3 separate regions of the Homo sapiens genome follow, and regions 1 and 3 are each linked to region 2. A link is an interaction called in ENCODE POLR2A ChIA-PET data of the cell type or tissue named here. Cell type or tissue: MCF 10A. All regions are shown on one strand. Region 1 has its middle 35 kb from the start of LINC00396. Region 2 overlaps LINC03082 (long intergenic non-protein coding RNA 3082). Region 3 holds the start of LOC105370360 (a long non-coding RNA gene).

Evidence for each region. ChIA-PET counts read pairs that join two places held together with the same protein. Peaks named below come from ENCODE experiments on the same cell type or tissue, not always from the same donor. Only the 100,000 strongest peaks of a DNase experiment are listed, where the experiment ranks them.
Region 1: POLR2A ChIA-PET joins it to region 2 with 6 read pairs; 3 of 35 experiments call an interaction of 5 or more read pairs at or near these places.
Region 3: POLR2A ChIA-PET joins it to region 2 with 7 read pairs; 3 of 35 experiments call an interaction of 5 or more read pairs at or near these places.

What each region holds. Positions count from the first base shown.
Region 1 is chr13:110,015,789-110,019,788 of GRCh38, forward strand. It overlaps a transcript of LINC03082 not described here. Among named protein-coding and RNA genes, the nearest start is that of LINC00396, 35 kb to the right of the region's middle. RefSeq lists an enhancer at 1,376-2,575. In MCF 10A, no CTCF peak of the experiment used is centred here; a DNase peak (open chromatin) is centred at 1,813.
Region 2 is chr13:110,068,622-110,072,621 of GRCh38, forward strand. The region is part of intron 1 of LINC03082 (long intergenic non-protein coding RNA 3082); the gene reads right to left. Among named protein-coding and RNA genes, the nearest start is that of LINC00396, 17 kb to the left of the region's middle. In MCF 10A, no CTCF peak of the experiment used is centred here; DNase peaks (open chromatin) are centred at 2,070 and 2,310.
Region 3 is chr13:109,794,896-109,798,895 of GRCh38, forward strand. LOC105370360 (a long non-coding RNA gene) reads left to right here and starts at 2,075. Exons shown (of 3, transcript XR_931723.3): 1 at 2,075-2,274. In MCF 10A, no CTCF peak of the experiment used is centred here; no DNase peak of the experiment used is centred here.

The sequences.
Region 1 (4,000 bases), 53 kb before region 2:
CATGCATGCCGTATGGCGCCTACTTCTCACTTAGCAATACATTATAATCTTTTGCCAAGTTTGAAATAACCTTCTCTGGCCTGATGTTTATCGATTACATAGTATTCCATTGCATGAATTATACTATATGGTTAAATAATGTCTCTGAACCAAACGTCTAATTTTGGAGTCTTCCAGTTATTTTGCCATTTTATCTATCTACACACACGCATAAATACATAGCTCTGTATTATATGTTATATACATCATATAATGTATATAAAATTTGCATGCAATCTTTAATAACTGTTGTCAAAGATAACATAAATTACCTACTTTACATCTATTTTTCTTTTCTTCCTTGTTAATATGACTCTGATTTTGGTCAGTGTGGAAATATCCCTGGCTAAATTATTTCAACTCCTATATCACGAAGTCTGGTCAATACAGTGTAAGGAGAAAATACTGAGTGGTACTTCTGGGATGGCCCTTTGGAGAGCAGCAGATGTGGCTGGCCTGTTCCTGTGCTCTTGCATGTTTGTGTTGACCATTCCTTTTGTCTCGCCTGGGACATGGATACAATGAGCACAGGCAGGCAGCCATCTTAGGACCAAGACCTGAAAACCATGGGTTAAGGAGGGTGTGGCAGGAAGTGGGAAGGAGACTGGATCCCGACACCATGACAGGGCCATTATCCTAGCCCTGGACTACTTCCTTCTAAGTCTCATGTCATATGAGCAAAAAACAAGGGGATATAGTCAATAATAATTTAATTGTATATTTTCAAATAACTAAAAGAGTATAATTGGATTGTTTGTAACACAAAGGATAATGATTGAGAGGACATATACCCAGTTCTCCATGATATGATGACTGCACACTGCGTGACTGTACCAAAATATCTCACATACCCCATAAATGTATACACCTACTGTGTACTCACAAAAATTGATAAATAAACCTCTATTTGATGGAAGCCGTTTTTCAGTTTCTGTTATTCAACACAGAACATCATACTATCTTTTCTGTTTTTTTTTTTTTTAAAGAGGCAGGGTCTTATTCTGTTGCCCAGGCTGCAGTGCAGTGGTGTGATCACAGATCACTGCAGCCTTGACCTCCTGGGCTCAAGCAATCCTCTTGCCTCAGCCTCTTGAGTAGCTGGGACTAGAGGCATTTACCACCACGCCTAGCTACAACATAATACTATCTAACAGAGTTACCTCAGTATAAGATCTTAGAAATGAAAGTGTGGGTCTCAGGGTATACATATTTTAAAGACTTTATATTGTGATTATTAATTTGCTTCCCAGAAAGTTTGTATAAATATTAGCTCTGACCGGCTGTGTGCAAGAGTACCAGTTAGCCACAACCACTGTTGAGTATTACCCACCCCAACCCAACTCCACAGGGACGAATACACTGCATTGCTGTTTTCATTCCCCTTTCTTTGCTTACTGATAATTTCAAGGAGGGTTTGGTTTCAAGTGTTTTGTTGGCTTATATTTTCCTTCTGTGAATTTGTCATTTATATATTCTATTTGCTGCTTCTTTTAAGTTGAAGAATTGTTAGAAGAAATCATGAAGACAATTGCTGGGTTTGAATTGATGCTTGCAGCTTCTGGAGACATTTGTCTTGAGTGAAAGCATCAGGTGAGAGCTCTGAGAGCAGGTGAGCCAAGGCTGGGGAAGCGTCCTAAGCCAGGGGAGCTCTCCCAGCTGGTGCTGCACGTGCGCTCCAGAGGGAAGGCTCTTGATGCCTCCCGTGCTGCTTGGGGCCCTTCTTCAGGGAAGTGAGGATGTTTCTCCCAGGATTCAGATACCAGAAGCAGGATGACCACACCTCTTTCCTCTCATTCCTGAGGTTCCCAGTGCGTCCGCCTCCTCACATTCCTATGTGTTTGCCTCATCTAGTCCATGACTGGTACCTTTTTTCCTACAGAAAAACTGAAACAACTATGCAGTTTTCCCCATTCCCATCTCAGGTTCGGGGCAGCTTAATTAGAAAGTGTCAGTAAATGTGCTTTGAGATCCTTAGAAGATGAGTTGAGTGGTCATTCCCCAAGACCTCGGCATCGGTATCGCCAAGGCGGCTTTGCAGTAAATGTTAGGGGAAGAATGGAGGGCCATTTGTGTTGTGCAGAGGAAGACAAAATGTCCATCACATAACTGAACACGACTGAGATGGTCCAATTACTTTGTCTCTCTGGCTTTTTTCAATAGTGCAAAGGAATGGTGATTAGGCAAGAATCCTAAACAGGAGAAACCCAAGTCCGTTCTGAGGTGCGTTGTGCATGGAGGCTGCTGGGCAGCACCAGTCATGCGGTAGTGTACAACAGACCTTCAACACCATCAGCATAATGATCACCCACCCGCTCTGTGCCCAGCATGGAACCACGGCCGGAGCAAGCCCGGCTGTGAGCATTCAGTGTCTTACCCAGATGCCAGGAGCCTGTGTGTCTTGGGTCGGTGTCTCTCTCCCCCACTTCCTGGCCAGGCTCTTGCCCTCTCATGTACGAATCACTAAGCACGCTCCATCCTCAGCCTCAGCAGCAGCCTCTGCCCCACTGTCCAGTTCTATTTCTGCAGTACCTCACCATCCTTATTGGAGACAGCCCTCAGAGAACTTACAAGCAGAACACCGCACCAAGTCCTAATGCAGAGAGGGAGGGCCACCTGGAGCGCTTCATTCTTCATTGATCCAACAAGCCCTCCTCCTCCTCCTTCCAATGCAGCTAAGGACCCGCCTCTGAGAAGCCTTCAGAAGGGAAGCCAGCCTAATGCCTGTCCTTCTGGAATCCTTATTTGGTTTCCTCAACTGCACTGTCTTAGAATCTTCACTCATCAACCCCTCACATCACTCCCGGCTCCTGCCAGTGATAATTTCCATCTCCTCCTTCACTCAGGCTCAGTATCTCCCAATCATCATTGATTCTTCCTTCATCCTTGTTCTCAGCTTCTACCTCTGGAATCACAAAAATCCCGACTTTAAGATTTGAAGGGCCCGTGGGGATGGCTAAGGGCTTAGCTCAATACTCTAATGTTATAGATTAGGAAACCCAAGCCTAGGGGAGTGGAAGGGGCTTGTCCACAGGCTCACTGCAGGAGGGGAGAGGAGTTGTCACTAGAAACACTTTTCAGGAAGGAAAGTTTGTCGACTGCTTGTCCAGGGCTCTTTCCATTGTATCATCCTTGCTTCTCAAATGACATGAGGCTGACACCATTATTCTAACTCTGTTCCCAAAATGTCCTCAATCCCAAAATGTCCTGTTGGTTGATACCACTTCTTTTAAAAATCTGACCTTGAGTGTGTCACCTGCAGTAGATGTTGGAACAGGATAGAGTTTAAGCCGTCATTGCGGGTCATCTTCCATTTGCTCACAATTTATATCCCACTCTGTTGCCCCAGTCACATGAGTACATTCATCCCACCATCTTCCCCACATCACTTTCCTCGGATCTGGGATGCTGCCCGGCTCTCCTGTGCACCCTGATCTCCCCTGTCCCCAAGCACTCACCCAAAACTTTGCTCCGAACGCTTCACAAGAAGCAACCTCCGCAGGGCATGGTGGCTCACGCCTGTAATCCCAGCACTTTGGGAGGCCAAGGTGGGTGGGTCAGGAGTTCAAGACCAGCCTGACCAACATAGTGAAACCTCGTCTCTACTAAAAATACAAAATTAGCCGGGTGTGGTGGTGCATGCCTGTAATCCCAGCTAATTGGGAGGCTGAAGCAGGAGAATCGCTTGAACCTGTGAGGTGGAGGTTGCAGTGAGTGGAGATCATGCCATTGCACTCCAGTGTGGGCAACAAGAGCAAAACTCCATCTCAGAAAAAAATAATAATAATAAAGAAGCAACCTCTTCTCCCTTTACTGTCCTTTATTTTCATTTTTTATTTTTATGGGTGCATAGTAAGGGTATACATTTATGGGGTACATGGGATGTTTGGATACAGGCATTCAATGGTAATAATCACATCCAGGTATATGAGGTATCCATCCCCTCATGCATTTATCATTTCTT
Region 2 (4,000 bases):
GCAGCATCGTCTGCCAGATGATGGGGGGTCTGGTGTTTCTGCCTGCCTTGTCCCTTCTTTTTTTTTATTTTTTTAATTTTTATTTATTTATTTTTTGAGACGGAGCCTTGCTCTGTCGCCCAGGCTGGAGCCTTGTCCCTTCTTATATAACCTGGTGCTTGTTTATACTTTATTCACTCTGTAAGTTTTGGGGGTTCTGTCTCCATCTTTGCTCTTCTAAAATACATGTTATGTTTCCAAGAATGGCTCTGTATTCGTAAATGATTCTGCTTAGCCATTAACTCGTTTATCAAAACTTGAATGATCCGCGGCTCAAGGACATGAATTGCCTGTGATTTCTTTGATCTACTCTTAACTTCACTGGTGTTTGTTTGTTTGTTTGAGACATAGTCTCGTTCTGTCGCCCAGGCTGGAGTCAGTGGTGCAATCTTAGCTCACTGCAACCTCTGCCTCCCGGGTTCAAGCAACTCTTCTGCCTCAGCCTCCTGAGTAGCTGGGACTACAGGCATGCACCACCATGCCTGGCTAATTTTTGTATTTTTAGTAGAGATGGGGTTTCACCATGTTGGCCAGGCTGGTCTCGAACTGCTGACCTCATGATCCACCCGCCTCGGCCTCCCAATGTGTTGGGATTACAGGCGTGAGCCACCACGCCCGGCCAACTTCACTCTTATTTCTGAAAGTCTTGAATCTATTTTTCATATCTTTACTGTATCTGTTAATTCCCTTCCATTTATTCTATAAGCTGAATTTTTCTCAACATTATTTTCCAGCTCACGGCTGGTTCATCCATCGCATCCATTCTGTGACTTCTGCGTGCATCCAGAAAGGTTTAATTTTAGCATATTTAATAAGAACTCTTTTTTTGTTCTCAGACAGCTCCTCTTTCAAGGCAACTTATTCATGTTTTATGAAGGAATTATCCTCTCACTGCTCACTAAACACTAATTAGAACATTTTAAATTCGTTTCTGTTCTGCGAATTGCTGCTGCTCTCAATGGTTAGTTGCTTTGCTTCACGGTCTTGATTGTTCTTTTTCATGCTCTTCATTTTTGCAAATATCTGGTGACTCTTGTTTTTCTTAGAGTTTTGAATGAGAAACTCCACTCTTGCTTCTGTGCTTTGGTGGTGGTGTGGATCTGTACCCCCGGTGGGTCTCCACAGCGCCTGAACCTCTGTGAATTCGGGAAGCCACTCGGAGAATGGATAAGAGGAACCTGCCAGAATAACAATGGCCCATACTAGCCATTCTAAGATACAATTCACTCTGGGACATGATCACTCAGTGTATTTCTGTCCTAAAAAGAGCTGCTTTTCTTTCAAAAAATAATCTCTCTCCCCTTTCTTCTGCAGGGAACTGGGGTTACTGGACGTTGCATTCTACTTCTCAGGGTCCTTTCTAGCCATGCGGTTTGCTTTCTTTAGAGAATGGTTCTCAGCCTTTAGCTAAAGGTTTTAAAGAAGGCCTTAAGGAGTAACTGTACTAAGTAAAGTACTTTGAAGCTAATTATTTCTAGTATTTGCATATTTAATTCAGAAAGTGAAACTTCCCTGAGACCCTCCTGGCAAGCTCCGGCGTTGCAGTTCCCTCTGCCCTCCCTTCCCCACCCCTCTAATCCCCCTCTGCCCTCCCTTCCCCAGCCCTCTAATCCCCGTGCCTTCTGTCTTGCAGGAATTCCTCACGATGTCTTGCCTATGAAAATCTCCTGTCTTATTTTCTACTGCATTGTTATGGTTTTATTCCTTCTTAGGAGTATTTTTTTTCTGTCATTCAAACTGGTGATTGACAAGAGAAGGAGAGGGTAGACCAAATTTTTCCATTATTGAACATTAATTGACAGAACAAACAAGCCTGAAAAATAAATGTATAATCTTCATATTCTAGCCATTGAAAGTTCAATAAGGGGCTCTGCAACGTCACAATTTTCCTTAAACTTTTGAAATTCTTTCTGGACATATTTTTCTGAACTTTAGAGCAATGTACAGGATTCGAGAGTCTAAATACATCACTCTCCGCACACAGGAGCAGCAGATGCTCTGTGGTTAATGATTCATGGGGAATTACTCAGCCAGGCCACACAATTACAATTAATAACATCATCTGACTTCTAGGTGAACACTTAGTATTTTGTTGTTTAAAAAAGAAAAACAACAAAGAATTTGTTTTGACTTTATTTCCAAATAACAATATGTACCAAGAAGTAACCATAACAATTAGAGCAGAGATGTGAAAAGACAGGGCAAACGTGCCTCCCACGCCTTGCAAAGCTATTCAGGCCGTGACATTAGCAAGCAGGTCTGGGCCCGAACGTCAGCCAGGCAGAATGGTGTCATCACCAAACAAGGTAGACCCATGTGCTTCTTGAAAAACCAACCCAGAATTTCTATTTCTCAATTTCTATTTCATAATTTCATATTTCTATTTCCCATTCTATCAACAATGCTGTTAAATATTCAGATACTTAACTTGCAAGTCGAGCAAACTTACCTTACATGAATTCCTCTAAAAAGCTGCCACTTCTTTCCCCCCTCACTCTACCCATCAAATTGCTGATCATCGGATTCCTTTCATCCTGAACACGCTAAACTAAAAAAGTGAAGGGTTCAAAGAGACCCAAAGAAGCAAGTGTGTGCAACGTGTGCACGCATGTGTGTCTGCAACAGTTGTTCACCGTCCATCGTCAGTTGGTAGTACAAAAACATTGGAAAGATGATGATTCTGTTAATTAAAAAAAAAATAGTCTCTTTTCTTCAGGTAGCTCAAAGACTTCCATTTCAATTCACACCTCCAGAAAAGTTAGAATCCCAGCAGATGTAAGTAGGATGTTTGGAAACTTCACGCAAATCAACATGAGAGATGCTGATGCCTACAGAGGTCAAATCCTGCATTCTTCTCCTGACATAAAGAAACGCCTACCAGAATGATCACATTATCCACTCCCATCGTTTGCAGGTAAGTTAGCAGAAGTGGAGTCACCTTTTCCTACTTCTGAGGGAGTTTAGTATTTTCTTTTTTATTTTTTCTGAGTATGATCAATGGCTAATGACATTTTTATGCTAATACTTTATAGTTGAATTGTGGCTGTCCTAAAGAATGTTTTCTATTTTAAATTTCCTGTGTAACGGGGGTATAGATCTAATTTTTAGAAATGTCTCCCTTTATATTTTGGTCAAACAAGTAACACAATATTAATTTCAGTGGAAAATAATAATTCAAAATACAGAGATGAGAAGTAAGAAAAAAAGATAACAAAAATTCACAATCCAGCCATTGCCCCTCTCCCTCTTTTCCCCTTTTGCATCCCAGTGTCTGTTATTTCCATCTGTATGTCCACGGGTACCCACTGTTTAGCTCCCACTAGTAAGTGAGAGCATGTGGTATTTGATTTTCTGATTCTGCATTAATCCTATGGGTACTATGTTCACTATTCGGGTGATGAGTTCAAGAAAAGCCCAAACTGCAGCATTACACAATATATCCATGCAACAAACTGGCACAGGTACCCCCTGCATCTAAGATTAAAAATAAAAAGTAAGATTCTATGACCCAGAGATGATCACTGTTAGCATTGTGTGTATGATCCTCAGGACTATGTGTGTGTGAGTGTGTGTATGTGCACACACAAAAAATAGTCGGGCACCTGCACACACTGTGCTCAAGGCCATACTCACAGCGCTGCGTTCAGCGCCTACGAAAGCCCTGAGGGCGGGAAGGACGGCGCAGTGAGGAAGCTGGTCTCGGGCAGGTTTCTATCAGTCAGGACCTGGGGTGTTTCACCAGCTCCAGCGTCCTGGCTGGACTCTCCCTTCTGACATTGCCACTCCCTCTACTCCTGAGGAAAAGCCAGTGCCGTCCTTCCTAGAATCTCCTTCCTCGTTTGGTTCCAGGCAAGAGTCCACCAAGGAGGTGCTGGAGTGAGCTGGAGAGAGAGGCCTTCCCTCCTCATAGGCTGCTGCAGGCAGATGGGTTTTCTGTTTGCAGACCAACTCTGCCTGGATG
Region 3 (4,000 bases), 270 kb before region 2:
CAAAGTTAAAGTAGAAGCTGGAAGGAAATTGCAGCCAGTATCATAGATGAAGTGCTAATGATGCTTATTTAATACTTTAAAAGAGCGCTGTAAAAAATAAGAAACTAAAAACATTCTAAAAATTGGTGAATGACCTGAATACAAATTTCACAATAATGAAAATTAATGCAAGAAAGGCTTAAATGTGTGAAAGTTTGCTTAACCTTTCTTGTAATAAGATGAATGCAAATTAAAACCACAATGTGGTAGAATAGTTCACCTATCAGATTGGCACAGATCAAGAAGTTTGATAACACGGTGTGTTTGCCAGAATGTTGGGAAACAGGTTCCCACCCAAGGCTGCTGGTGGTACAGACTGAACAGCATCTATACAATTTGGCTGTATCTGTCAAAACGACAAATGTCTCATGTTCCTTGACCCACAATCTAATTTCCAGGAATTACTCATGTGGATGGGAAATGACTTCTTTATAAGGGTGTTCATTGCATTATTGTTAGGAATAGAAACTTATACACATGATTACAGTATTGTCTTGTAATGGCAAAGGTTTGAACCCTATGCAACTGTAACACAAACGAGGCAGCTCTGTTTATACTGACCCAGAATAATATTTGACTGTATAATGTGAGGTGGGAAAACAAGCTTCAGAACAGTGTGTATAGTATAGTACAACCATTTTTTTTATTTTTAAAACGTGTGGGTATGTGCACAGATACCTACTGCAAGTGACCTCACAAATATGGCAATGCGAGGAGCCAACCTGGCTTCCTGGGGAAGGGACGGGTTGGGGAGAGGACTCACGTTTCATCGTGTTACTTTTCGGACTTTCCGAATTTTGTAGCACAAGTATGTATCAAATATTTAACAGTGTAAAAATAATTGACTTTAATTTCTAAAGGCTCAGTAGCACTTGGTGATGATTTGGGGGTAGGGGAGGAAGAGAGGACCTTCAGTGTCCTGCACTGTCGCTGGGTGATGACAAGGTCTTCTCCTGAGATGGGGGAGGGAGAGTTAAGAGATTTATTTTGGACACACGAGGTTGGACATAATAGAAATCTGAGAGAAGATGTTGGATAGGCTGTTGGAGAGGCTTGGAATGGAGATATTAATTTGGGATTCATGGGCATCTAGCTGCATTTAAGTCCCTAGGATTTGCCGAAAGTGACTGTGAGAGATGAGATTGGAGCACCTGGGATTGGACCCAACTACTCTTAACATTTAGAAGTCAGGGACAGAAAGGTAATCTAGCAGAGAAAACGCAATGAAAGGGCACAGACTAGCTTGCTGAAGAACCACGGGAGTGGACAGCAGAGAGCATTGCAGCAGGGACTGGCCAGCCAGGGGTAACGAGGATGAGTGGTCCAGGCAGGGGACCTGGTGACATGGGAGCCATGTTGATCTAGTGCGTGGTTTCCTGGTGTGAGGAAGAGGGGAATGCAGCCTGGAGAAGGCATGACAGATGGGGCAGGATCCATGAGAATGAACTTTCAATAAATGAAGTCTTTGCATTATGAATTCAAAGTGCTATTTAGCAGAAACATTGGAGAACGAGAAGAATCCGAAGGAAAATCCAGGGGCAAAATAAGCATTATCCTCCGGGAGCAGAAGAGTCAGTGTCCCCAGGATGCAGCCAGCTTTCAGGAAAGGCTGAGACTCAGAAAGCATGGGAGTAGTGTTGCAATGGAAAGGACACTTGAGAGAAGACACTGGAAGTGTTTGGGAGGTAAAGGAGTGAAAAAGGGCTGGGTGAAAGGAAAACATCAGTTAGGATAACCCCATGGGAGAAAGTGGATAGCTCTAAGGGCTTCTACTGTGGGCAGAAATATGACGCATGGTAGGTTGAGTTGTTTGTTTCGTTTTGTTTTGAGACTGAGTCTTACTCTGTCACCCAGGCTGGAGTGCAGTGGCACAATCTCGGCTCACTGCAACCTCTGCCTCCCAGGTTCAAGCAATTCTCCTGCCTCAGCCCCTGAGTAGCTAGGACTATAGGCGTGCACCACCACACCCAGCTAATCTTTATTGTATTTTTTGTAGAGATGGGGTTTCACCATGTTGGCTGAGTTGGTCTCAAACTCCTGACCTCAAGCAATCCACCTGCCTCAGCCTCCCAAAGTCCTGGGATTGCAGGTGTAAGCCATCGTGCCCGGCCGGTAGGTTGAGTTTTAATGGTGTCTGTGAAGATGCAAGTTCAGCTGTAGCCTGGAAGTGTGACCTGGCATCTGAGAGGAGCACTGCAGCACCCCTTTTCTGTGCTGCTTGCATTGGCATCCATGGTGAGTGCAGCAATAGCTGTCATCAGTGAGCAAAGAGGCTCCAGCCAGGGGCCCTGTGGTGCCTACAGGGAGAGGCAGAGATCTGGGTGTCCCCAGGTTTTTCTGCTTGAGTCAAAGCCCCTGGGAGCCCAGGTATGAAAACCTAGGGGCTTCCATCATGTCCGGATGGTGGGTCTCCATCATTCCTCTTAATCTCATGGTTTTCTTGCAAAGCTGAAGAAGCCCCATTATGGGCTTTTCCTCAAATTGAATGTCATCTTGCAACATCTCTTCAGCTTTGCATTTTTGGAACATGGATCAGAATCTTTCCTTTCCTTGACTCCCTTTCTAGCAGCTTGTTAGAATGCATTCATGTAGCAACTGGGAATGAATGCGACACATTTACATTTAACACCTCCCTTCCATTGACTTCAGCTCAGACCTTTCCAGAGATTTCTCCATTAGAGGACTGTTAGATGCCACTAGACGTGTGAGACCAAATGATGTTGGCATCATCTTGGAATAGAGACGGAGACTGGGGTCTGGCCTTTCTTCTGGTCCTCAGTCCTGCAGGCTGTCCTTTCTCCACTGCACCTCCTCAAGGAGCATTCCTGGTAGCCTCTGGAACCTGCCCTGGGTGTGTTTTGGTTCACTCTCTATGCTTGATAGGCTTTCTCAAAGAACCTGCTGCATCGTAAGTGCTCAACACACTCTTTTCAGGATTGTTCTTTTATGTTTTTAGATTACAATTTTATGTAATTTTTTTCTGATTAAATACTTTTTGTGTGGCTACGGAAAAGTTCACATAAATTAACACATTAAAGACCTTTGAAAGCTCCTGACTGGCACAGTAGACACAGCCAGTACATATTGGCTATGATCGTTTGTGTTCTGTATCAGATTGGTTTACAGGCCACAAAGATGGGGGCCCTACGGATCCTCTCTGTTCAAGCAGTGAAGAGCTGGTATCTGAGGATAAAAGAAGCTTGTGTTGTAATGATGTGGAAATTCCAGAGGTTGTGATGGAATGAATGACCTAGAATAGAGAAGAGCAAAGCATGTTGGGAGCAGGGAGGTGGAAAAGGGAGTATAGGAAGAGGGGAAGAGGGGTCCCAGTTGGCCTCCAGGTTTCTGGAAGTACCAATCCTAGAGTCTTCTTGGTGAAGGGAGTTGGCCAAGGCAAGGAAACCTGAGCCCTTTGTGAAGGAGTCAGAGGAGGTTTATGACTAAAAAATGACAAATTATGCCATATTACGTATTCTGAACAAATATGTGTAAATACATGATTTAGATAAATTAGGTATTTATTAAATATTTCAAGATTTGGTTCCAGAAGAGTACAATTTGTCTCTTCACCATTGTTAGAGGGAAAAAAACAGGTAAAGCCAATCAAAGAAAGATGAAAGTTTTTAGAGGAAAAAAAAATCTAGTTTTGCAGCAAAGAGGATTAATCTGTAAAGTCTCATCTTATAGATGTGCTACTGTAGTAATCTAGAATTTGTTTCTTCTTATTCTTCATTTCCCAACAGTATTAAGATGAAGTGTGTAATCTTTAGAACTAGAGAGAAGTCTGTTTGCATCTGTGGGGTTAATGCAGAGAGGGAGGTGAGAGGTGATTCTTGCCATACTTGGTCACTTGAATAAAACTACCTATTCCCATGGCTTTCTCTTTAGGGAGTAGAAAACCCTCATTTCAATGAAATCAGTGTTTTTCATAATTGGAAGCCTACCTTCCAAGAGCTAATGG